Regions from separate parts of the Mus musculus genome. Here region 1 is linked to region 2. The links are chromatin contacts, found by Hi-C or POLR2A ChIA-PET in ENCODE. All regions are on one chromosome and are shown on one strand. Each heading gives the region's core, a stretch centred on a gene start or an enhancer-like site at or near the end of the contact. The rest is flanking DNA. Distances are from core to core; before and after follow the strand shown.

Region 1 (5,565 bases), core at 223-2,722, 38 kb after region 2:
AGGCTTCTAATAAAGAAAAGGATTAATTGTGGTAGAACTCAGTGACCAATTACTATGAAAGCATTGAAGTTATGGATATGGAGACTATGAAACAGCATGGGAAGATGCTAATGATATGACCTGAGGAGAAAGACAAGATATAAACATTTATATACATACACTATGAGTGTGAGCTCTACCGGGGTTTAATCTAAAGCCGGCGAAGTCTCTCGGGTTCTGCATCATCATGAGCTGGCTTCCACTGATCTCGATGTTTTCCCAGCAAGGCCACAGCAGCCCTGTGCTTGCCTGGGAGGCACCACAGCTGGAAGACAGTCACAGGGGCTTATTCACAGCTTCCCCCTGCCAGAGAGGCCTGGCACTGTGTCAGATGTGAGGACATTACCAGAGTGGCAGTGGCAGCAGCGGTGGCGGCGAAGGTGACGGCAGTAGTTAGGATAGCAGCGGTAGGTAAGTCGACTTTTCTTTCTTTAGAGGAGGCAGAGAGGACAGAAGAGAAGGTAGGTGAAAAGTAAGAAGCCACTCATGAATAGGAAGGCGCTCCTCCTTCAGTTTGCTTTGCTACAAACAGGACTGACAAGTAGAGGCAAAAGTCCCCACTAGAAGGGAAAAGAAGGCACACGCAGAAGATATGGGCAAAGGGACCGGCAAGCCTCAGGCTGCGGCAGGACTCACTGGACCACTCTTCCAATAAAGCCAAGTCCAAATACACTGTCACTCCCTTTTTTGTGTAAATGTCTGGAGGTTATTCATTAGCGCTTGAGTACCAGTAAGTGCTACGACACTCCCCAGGAGAAACCACAGATGTGGTCAGACAGGGAGACAGCAGGGCAGAGGGTGGCACTCAGACTGGACTGGCAGACACTTCCACCACTCCCACTCCACCCCCGTATCAGTCATGCCCCAAGGCAAGGGAAGGTCAACCGCTGAGCCCTCTCCCTCCTAAAGTTCCATCCCCCTACACATCCATTGACAGCTGGAAGAGGAAATAGAAGACAGGTGACATAAAGATAATCAAGACAGAAGTCAAGTCCTAAGGGCCAAGAAGCAGCCACCTTCACGGCTCTGCTTTGCCATAACTGATCCTGACCTCCTGGAGGAACTGCTATCTTAGAGCCTAAAATGGTCCTCGGAGGAGGGGCTGGAGACGGCTCAGTGGTGGGGAACACATGTTGCATTTGTAGAGCATCTCTCTGAGTTTGGTTCCCAGTACTCACATTAGGAGGCCAACAATTGCCCATCATAACTCAAGCTCCAGTGGATGCCCTCTTCTAGCCTCTACTGGCACCTACATTCATGTATACACAAGTGTACACACACACACACACACACACACACACACACACACACACACACGTTTTTCAAAAAGTATCTTCAAAACAAAAACAGAACAAAGTCACAGCCAAACAAAGCACCATCTGACCTCCTAGCACAGGCTGGCACTCTCTCTTTCCCAAAGCCTGTCCAGCCAGGTCTGCCTGGAGGTATCACGAGTCACAAAGGCTCCTGGGGGCTTGGCAGCTATTACTAACAAGCTGCTGCCTCTCTCACATGAGCTAACAAGCCTCATGGTACACCAAGTACACATCATGGCGATCAGGACATTCTATCATCACCTAATCCCAGTCCGCCAGTGACCATGATCTGATTGCCTACGCAGCCTACAAAGCAGCCCTCACTAGAGGTCTATGCAAGTCAAAATACAAAGGAACACGAGAGACTGTGCTTTGGGTTTGGGGCTTGCTAGCCCAGGCTAGCCCCGAGCACACTATGTAGTGAGGCTAGTCTCAAACTTGCAATCTTCCTCTTTTTGGACTACAATTAGCGGGTTGAATCACCTATCATGTCTTGACTCAAAAGAGTTTTATGATTATGAGCCAACATGGGGCTAAAGCATATTATATCTTCCCCAAAAAGGAAGACTGCCCTAAGGTTTTATCACAGGCAGCCTATACCCTAGTCAGCAACGCACAGGAACGTCAGGTGAAGGGCCCTGGGGAGGGACTGTGCCAGTTTTAAAAGGGTCATAATATGGCCAAGCTAGGAGAGGAGGCTTTGCTTCCAGCAGGAATGGGCCCAACTAGAGAACCGGGGGCAGAGGGGTCCTGAGTATGGGTATCAATAAATGAGCAGGACTCAAAGAAAGAAACCCCATGTTCCAAACCCTGCAGAGTCCATTCTGGACTGCGGAGGAGATCCACGGTCAGACATGTGGAAGTGAGTCTGGCTAGGAACTAAGGATCAAGGGCCAAAATGAGACACAAAAATGGTAATTGTCCCTTGTACCAAGAGAAGGAGGAGAGGTCACCTCTACTTCAGGGGCTTCACAGAGCTCATGAGGTCAAGGCTTAAATCATATCCAGAAAAAGCCACCGGAGAAGGCCTATGCACAGAGTACAAGGGGGAGGTGACAAGTGTCTGGGTGAGAATGACAGGCTGCTTGCCTGTAGCAAGCTGTGTGAAGGGTGACAAGGAGAAGTGGCTGGAAGTAGGTCAGGACTATTCCCCAGGTGGCATCCCACGATAAGGTTTCAGATCACTCAGGTCCTTGCCTATGGCAGGGGGAAGTTGTTGAAGGCTTTAAGGTAAAGACGTGACACGGACAGAGTCAGAAAGATGAGGACCCAAAGGTGACAGAAGCACTGTGACACTGGGAAAGTTGCCTCTCAGCTGCTGACTCGGGGGCAAAGCACTGCAGTGGCTATGACCGACTGTAATTTTTATGATGGATACTTTCTAAAGCTCCTTACCTCTGCTTTTCTTTCTTCCTTTGTCTTTTTCATTTAAGGCTGGTGCTACCAGGTGGCAGCCTGACTATTACCTGGCTTTCCTGACTGAAGTGTGAGTGACAGAACACACTCCCTGTTTGTTATATGACGCCCTGACATTCATTTCCATACCAAGGTCTACCCCAGGGCTGAATTTAGCCTGATACCTAAGTGTCAGAGTAGGACCCATGACACCAAGTAGGATATGCTGAGACTCTAGCAAGACCTGCATACATATGGCAAGAGGAGAGACAGAACCCCAAAGGACACCCTTGCCCCTCTCTGCAACAATGGGGGAGCACCTCCCACACTCCCCTCCAGAACACTCATGCTGAGCTTTAAGTTTCATAGTGGCTGGAGGGGCCTACACTGAACAAGGTTAACAGCAAGTATAAACCATAGAAACCCAGTGGACTTAGGACACAACCTTCCTCCTAAAAAAGTTTATGAGGCATGACCCCTGAGTCTTCTTGAGAGCCTGTCTTCTGACTCACACCGGCTACTCATTATCTTCTGACCCCATAGAGGCCCTAACAGGTGGGAGGCAAGACCCTGATATTGGTGCTTCATTGGGCTAAAGCAGGAGGCTGGAAGAACAATAAGGAATTTACCAGCAAGGTCCCAGGCAGAGGCAACAGGCAAGAAGGACAGGAAAGAAATAACAGCTAGTGTTTATTAAGTAGTCAAGGGCTTCTGTGGCCTGCCCATGATCACAGACTGGGAAGTGGCTCTCCAGGTTATGGGGCTCACTTACAGCCCTGGATACCAGGCTTTGAGAAACATGCCAGGAAGAGGATACATGGCCTCAAGAAGAGCTGTTGTGGCCCAGTGGGAGGACATTATTGAACTTAGGAATCTTACCTGGGGCTTAGTTGCAACCCAGCGTTATTCATGTGACCAGTTCTTCTCTCTACTTGTCCCTGACTCAGAGCAGAATTTTTTTTATCCCTGCCCTCTGGGGTCTAGGCAAGCTCTAGAGAACAGTGACAGGGTAGTACACTGTTTCTCCTCTTTGCTTCAAGGCTGACACTCAAAGCTAAGGACCCGTGGATGCTAGGCAAGCATTCTACCACTGAGTGACACCCCCAGCTCCTAAAAAAGAGTCCTTTTCTGATACTAAGGTACAAGTGGGGGAGAAAGAGAACGGGGAGTTCCTATCTCAGGGAAAGTAAGGAGGAAGCAGACGGCGGGTAATTTAGGGTTGTTTTCTCCAAAACGTGACTCACAGGACACTCATCACTGGAGATGATTCTTGGAAAATAGCTGTCTAGACTAGCTAAGGAAACACTTCCGGAGGTCACAAGGTGTCAGTACATGGAAGATTCTAGAACAGTGAGATCTGCCTTCCTCACACATTTAGGAACTCCTGTACTAGATATATCGGGGCACAGCCTTCTCTCCTTCCTCTGAGCTTCAAAAGCATTAAACAGTCACCATCCATCCAATCACACCATTTTGTTTGTTTTTTGAGACAGGGTTTCACTGTGTAGTACCGGCTGTCCTGGAACTCGATCTGTAGACCAGGCTGGCCTCAAATTCTCTGCACTTGCCTCTGCCTCCAGAGTCCTGGGATTAAAGGCATGCACCAAGAACTTAAAAATATTAAAGAAATTAAGTAAAAAACGAAAAACATTACTTTTCTTCAGTATGCTTAATGAGCACAACTGTTTTCCCCATGAATATAACTTTGGTTTTTCAAGTTTGTCCCCAATACTGAAATTCATGTATATTCTGTAATCTAGGTGTGTTGATGAGTCTGACTTACCTGCCTAGGTGCCAAGTTTCATTAAAATGTGTTTTTGGAAAGACTGCCCCTTTACTTCAACATACATTTTGAGCCCCCCCTTTTTTTTTGCTTCTATCAAAGTCAGGGGGCTTTATGTTGCATTAGGGAAGCTAGGATATCTGAGGGCTGCCTCAGTTGCTACAGGGATGTTTAAAGAAGTGTAAGATGCCGCCACCTTGAAGCTTCCAGCCCACACTAGGTAGATGAAGACTTTGCTACAAAGCAGTTTGTTTACAATTTAAAATAGCCTGTGAGCCAGGTGGCAGAGGTGCACACCTTTAATCCCAGCACTCAGGAGGCAGAGGCAGGTGCAGAGCTCGGTGAGACTGAGCCAGCCCAGTCTACAAAGTGAGCTCCAGGACAGCCAGGGCTACACAGTGAGACCCTGCCTCAAAAGAACCTTTAAAACGCTTTAGATCTATTTGAATCTGGGTTGTGGTGATAGAGGCTGGCTAAGTTTTCAGCTTGTATCCTAAGCAGATGAGAGCCTGACACACACAATCTGAGGTACAGCAGGAAACTCAGCCTAGTCCATATCACTCTCTGAGGCTCTAGAATAGGACTCCCCCAGACTTCTCACCCATGGCTGGCTGTAGAGACATACATGGTCTCTTATGGATGGTCCCTGAAGAATGATACTGACCACCCAGCTGGATAAATTTCAAAGTTGCCAAAAAAAATCTGAAACAAAAATGGATTGTTTTGGAATTATTATTATTATTATTATTATTAGTAGTAGTAGTAGTAGTAGTAGCAGCAGAAGAGGAGGAGGAGTAGGAAGAAAGCTAGAGTAGCCTAAAAATGGTAAATAATCAGTGTTTTACTTTGCGATCATTGGAGATATCTTTTTCTTTCATTTTTGCTGGAAGTTTACTTTTAAAAGGCCAAGCACACCGTATCTATTTCTCTTGGCTAACAGAGCTATATCAACAAGCGAGCATACCGCTTGGCACTTAGCTCGCTGCACTGTTTAAAGGACAGCAACAGTGACAGAGTTGACACATCCTTGTA
Region 2 (5,152 bases), core at 2,333-4,832:
TAAAGACTAGGATGTGTTTTGTAGAGTCAGGGATATGTTTTGTAGAGCGAGGAATGGTGCGGTGGGAGAGGATACCTCAGCAGGCCCATGGGTCTAGTATAGAATAGAGATTATTTGGGGACATGGGAAGGGGAGTTGAGAAGGGAGTAGAGGCAGAGAGAGGGAGGAGACAGAGAAGGAGAGGAGACAAAGGAGAGGGAGAAGGGGAGAGGGAGGGAGGGGGAAGAGAGAAGGTGTGGGAGGTAAGAGAGAAAAGAGAGTCAGAGAATCAGAGGGAGTGAAGGGAAGCCAAACTGTCCCTTTTATAGTGAGTCAGGCCTACCTGGCTGTTGCTAGGTAACTGTTGGGCAGAGCGTAGAAGGAATGCCAACAGTTTTGGTTGAGTTTTATTTTGTTGGATTGTTTTTGTTTGTTGGGTGGTTTGGTTTTTTACCGTAGAGATTTTCAGAATGAGTCAGTATGAAGCAAAGTTGGATTTATTAAAAAGAGATAAAAAATTAGGACAGTATGGACTTAAATCTGAAGTACAGGCAGAAAAAGAGATGGGGAGGGGGCTTGAGTCTCTCAAGCATAGCTAATACATGTGTCTTGTGGCTTTTTCCTTTATTGGAAACACCATCGTGTGTATCTCAGGCTGGACTCAAAATGCTATGGAACCACAGATAATGTTAAACTCCTCATCCCCCAGCCTCACCCTCCTCCTGAGTGCCGGAACTACAGAGAAGCTCTCCCACCCCGGGGCAGGCAGTGCTTGGGACTGAACCCAGACTGCATGCTAGGCAAGCCCTCTGGCAACTGAGCTGGATCCCCGGTCCAGTCTTGTAGCGTTTCAAGTTACATTTTTCTTTTTTTTTTTTTTTCTTTTCTTTTTAAAAAAGATTTATTTATTTATTTAATGTATATGAGTACACTGTAGCTGTACTAATGGTTCTGAGCCATCATGTGGTTGGGAATTTGAATTCAGGACCTCTGCTCACTCCGGTCAGCCCCACTCACTCTGGCCCAAAGATTTATTTATTATTATACATAAGTACACGGTAGCTGTCTTGAGACACACCAGAAGAGGGCGCCAGATCTCATTAGAGACCAGTCGCGCTCTTACCTGCTGAGCCATCGTTCCAGCCCCAAGTTACATTTTTCAAAGGATGTAATTTATAAGCAGGTTCAAAGATTAGGTAAAGCTTAAAATTTTAAGTGCCAAAGTGATGGCTCAGCTGGCAAAGATGCTTGCCACTTTCCTGACAATACTACTTCTATGCTTTGGGCTCACATGATGGAAGAAGGGAGGCTCCAGAGAGTTGCTCTCTGACCTCTGTGAGTACATGCACACACACACACACACACACACACACACACACACACACAAATACAAATTTCAGAAAATATTGAATTGCTGGGTGGGGGTGGGGGTGCATGCCTTTAATCCCAGCGCTCAGGAAGGCAGAGGCAGGAGGATGTCTGAAAGTCAGAGGCCAGCCTGGTCTACAGCATGAGTTGCAGGACAGCCAGAGCTACACAGAAACCCTGTCTTAAAAAATCAAAAAGAAGAGGAAAGAGAAAGGGGGCTAGGGGTGAGGTCGAGGAAGAGGAAGATGAAGAGGGAAGAAGGAAGAAGAAAAGGAGAAGGAGGAAGAGGAGGAGAAAATGTTTAAACACATTTTCTTATTTTTATTTTTTATTTTTTGTTTTTTTGAGACAGGGTTTCTCTGTGTAGCCCGGGCTGTCCTGGAACTCACTTTGTAGACCAGGCTGGCCTCAAACTCAGAAATCTGCCTGCCTCTGCCTCCCAAGTGCTGGGATTAAAGGCATGAGCCACCACGCCCGGTTTAGATACATTTTAAAATGTGCTAAGAGGAGAGAGCTGAGGAGGTGATGCTAATGATAAAATCTGACCATGCACTTACTCGTGGCATCTGCAGCCCATTTAGACCTCTCATCTATAAGACAAACTTGAAACAGAGTGTCTTGCCTGCTGTGCACAAGGAGCTGTATCGCCTATTACAGAATCAGTCTGCATGAGCTCCTGCTAGGTCCAATGAGCCAGCCGAAGACAAAGACATTAAAAGAGAAATTTGACACAGTCTCTGGATGACACCAGTACCCTGGCTTACCATGCTTCCAAAGCTTTGTGGCTACATAAAAATTAAAAAAAAAAAAAAAAAAAAAGTATGAGCCAAATAGAGCACGGTAGTCCGAGGTTATAATGCCAGAATTTGAGAGGTTGAGATTGAAGGATTACAGCAAGTTCAAGGCTAGCCTGAGACACTCTCTCTAAAAAACCAAACACTGGGGCTGGAGATGGCTCTGCTGCTATCTCAGGAGTTTCATTCCCAGCACTCACATGGTGGCTCACAACCAACTGGAACTATAGTCAGAGGATCCAAAGTCCTCGCCCAGTCTCCATGGGCACCATTCACAAACATGGTGCACAGACATACATGCAGCCAAAACACTCATACGTGGAAAATAAAAGTAAATAAATCTTTTTGTTTGCTTGTTTGTTTGGGTTTTGTTTTGTTTTGACACAGGATCTCACTATGTAGTTGTGGCTGTCTTGGAACTCACTACGTAGACCATGTTGGCCTTTAACTCAAAGAAATCTGACTGCCTCTGGCTCACTCACACGTGCTGGAATTAAAGGCATGCACCATTATGTCCAGCATAAAGAAATCTTTTTTTTTAATTTATTTTTTTATTGTCTATAAGTACACTGAGCTGTCTTCAGACACTCCAGAAGAGGGAGTCAGATCTCATTACAGATGGTTGTGAGCCACCATGTGGTTGCTGGGATTTGAACTTCGGACCTTCGGAAGAGCAGTCGGGTGCTCTTACCCACTGAGCCATCTCACCAGCCCCAAGAAGTCTTTTAAAACAAAAAAAAAAAAAAAAAAAAAAAAGAAAAGAAAAGAAAAGAAAGGAAAAGAAAGAGCTGGTTCGATTGTTTTTCTTATCCTGAAGACTTCCCTTTGCAGAGGGAATTGTAAGTTGACTTCTGCATTGTTCTGGCTTAGGGATACCAGAAGAATATCATCTGTAAACCCACAGGCCCCAGGTACCTGGCCCTAAGCAAACAGTTCATTTGTTGTTCTTAGACTTTTAGATACATCAAGAAAATGAGCATTGTCTCCATGAAGTCGAGCTCTCCTGACTGTCTCTTGAATTGAAGTTCTCGGCTTTCTACCGGCTTTCTACCGAGGAGCCCACACAAGGCCGTAGGGTAAAGGGCATCTTTCCCTTGTCAGTGTCCTCCTTAAATACCCCTCCATTTTAAATTCTGCCTCATCACAATTAACCCTTTCATGGAAACCACATTTCACCAGATATTTCTTTTCCCACTGTATGGCTCAGGGACAGACGATGACTTAAAGCAACCTGACTAGATTTTCTTTAGTGGTTATTAAATGACACATGACAGTAGAGACTGAAGAGATGGCACCACAGTCTAGAATCTAGCCTTGGATGTGAAGAAAGACAAAAAAAAACGGAATAGCAAGGGTGCAGCGGCTCCAAGCAGATTTAGAGGTGGGAAGGGCAGGAAATGGAGGAAGTTCACACCCTTTAACCTCAAGGCTCTATCTGTGAGGTGGTCCAGAGCAGCAGCTGGGGGATGGGCAGGATGTTGTGGCTTGGTAAAGGGAGTTGCTGTAAATAAGGAAGAAAAAGCAGCTTGCATTACCTCGAGGAATCCCAGCAGTGGCTACAGGTTTTAGGCAGTTGAGACATTAAGGGAGCCCAGCAGGGACCTGTTGGGCTGTAACTTGGTAGAAGTCTCAGTGAGGTGGAAGACGATGAGAGTCAGGGTTTGAAAGAACTGACATGTAGTCACTCTAAAACATTGGAATCTGAGACTAAGGTGGTACCTTAATCCTGACAGGAGTTGAGCCTGAGCAGAGCATCTAAAATGAAGGGAAACGTTAACTGGAGAAAGTCATGGAAATGAGGGGCAATTCCGCACAAGTGTAAAAATACAGAAACCAGCACATGGGGGATTCGCAGACAGAATTCAGAGACATGCAGATCCATACAGGCACGCAACACGGGATGGTGCTCATAAATCCACAACCTGAAGTACAGACTGTCCCCTCTTCTCTCTGCCAGCATACAACACAGAGAGGCCCCCACAGGGACACAGACGAATGCATATATTTAGATAGGAAGCCCATAGGTAGAGACATGTATAGTCATATGACAGATAAACTTTGAGTCACTCGCCGCAGTCCTGTGACTGAAGTGAGTAAGATTTCCCCCGGGGATTGTTTTTCTTGTTGAGTCTGGCTACTGTGGTGTCCACGTGGCACATTTGCAGTTGTCAAGAAAAAAAAAAATCAAAAAACAAAAACCCCAGAAACCTGAAGCCTTTCTCAAGTTAGAAATAAAGGGTTTGACACAGCCCAGCCCTGGCTTACCAGGGCAAGATGTCTGCTGACACTTTTGTCCATTTAGAACTGATGTTCCAGCTCAAGTTCTGCCCCAGGGCCTCTCAGTCACAGGAAACAGCCTCCCCCTAGCCCAAGGCACACCAAGACAGCTAGTGGCTTAGACTGAACACTCTTGCACAACCAGAACCTCCACCTTTCCCAGCCCAATCATTTTTCAACCCAACAAACCAGCCTTACTTCCCAAAAGCAGTCTGTCAGGAAGGAGAGGCAAGAACAAGAAGGGTGGGGTGGAGGTAAACGTTAAGTCTCTTGTGGCTAGAGAGATGAATCCAGGGTTAAGAGCACTTAGTGATGTTGCAGAAGACGGGTATTCAGTTCTCAGCACCCACATGGTGGCTCATAACTGTCTGTAACTCTAGTTCCCCGAGGGTCAAATGTCCTCTTTTGGACTAAGCCAGACATGTATGTGATGCACAAACATATGTGCAGCCAAAATATTCATACATGAAAATAAAGATAATATTTTGCTTTCACTCGAAGTCAAACTTTTAGTTCCCCTGAGTGCTAGTTCCTCTTACTTCAGCCCCTAATCCCTCTGTCCTGCCTCAGTAGAACCTCTCTCATCTCTGTATTCCAGAGCCTTGTCATGTCTTCAAGGGCGTTGACCACCTCCATGCTATCAAACCCAATAACTACAGAAAGACAAGGCTCAGGAAAGTAAGGCAGATTTAACTTCTTTTTTTTTTTTTAAAGATTTATTTATTTATTATATG

What was found. Hi-C counts contacts between places; a loop is a spot of excess contacts on that map. ChIA-PET counts read pairs that join two places held with the same protein, here RNA polymerase II (POLR2A).
Region 1: a loop to region 2 is called in a map of heart, with 1.9 times the contacts of the local background. The contact joins two enhancer-like sites. A Hi-C loop is called at or near these places in 8 of 37 maps with a recorded cell type or tissue (CH12.LX, Patski, T-helper 17 cell and 4 more). POLR2A ChIA-PET finds 5 or more read pairs at or near these places in 4 of 5 experiments (Patski and embryonic stem cell).

What each region holds. Positions count from the first base shown.
Region 1 is chr4:40,817,784-40,823,348 of GRCm38, forward strand. The region is part of intron 2 of B4galt1 (UDP-Gal:betaGlcNAc beta 1,4- galactosyltransferase, polypeptide 1); the gene reads right to left. Among named protein-coding and RNA genes, the nearest start is that of Mir5123, 30 kb to the right of the region's middle. Within about 2 kb of position 1,473, at least 1 of the 3 ENCODE cell types and tissues checked has a DNase peak (open chromatin) inside an H3K27ac peak, as active enhancers do; it is heart, where a contact is called at or near this core.
Region 2 is chr4:40,777,774-40,782,925 of GRCm38, forward strand. No RefSeq gene overlaps it. Among named protein-coding and RNA genes, the nearest start is that of Gm34213, 7.4 kb to the left of the region's middle. Within about 2 kb of position 3,583, at least 1 of the 3 ENCODE cell types and tissues checked has a DNase peak (open chromatin) inside an H3K27ac peak, as active enhancers do; it is heart, where a contact is called at or near this core.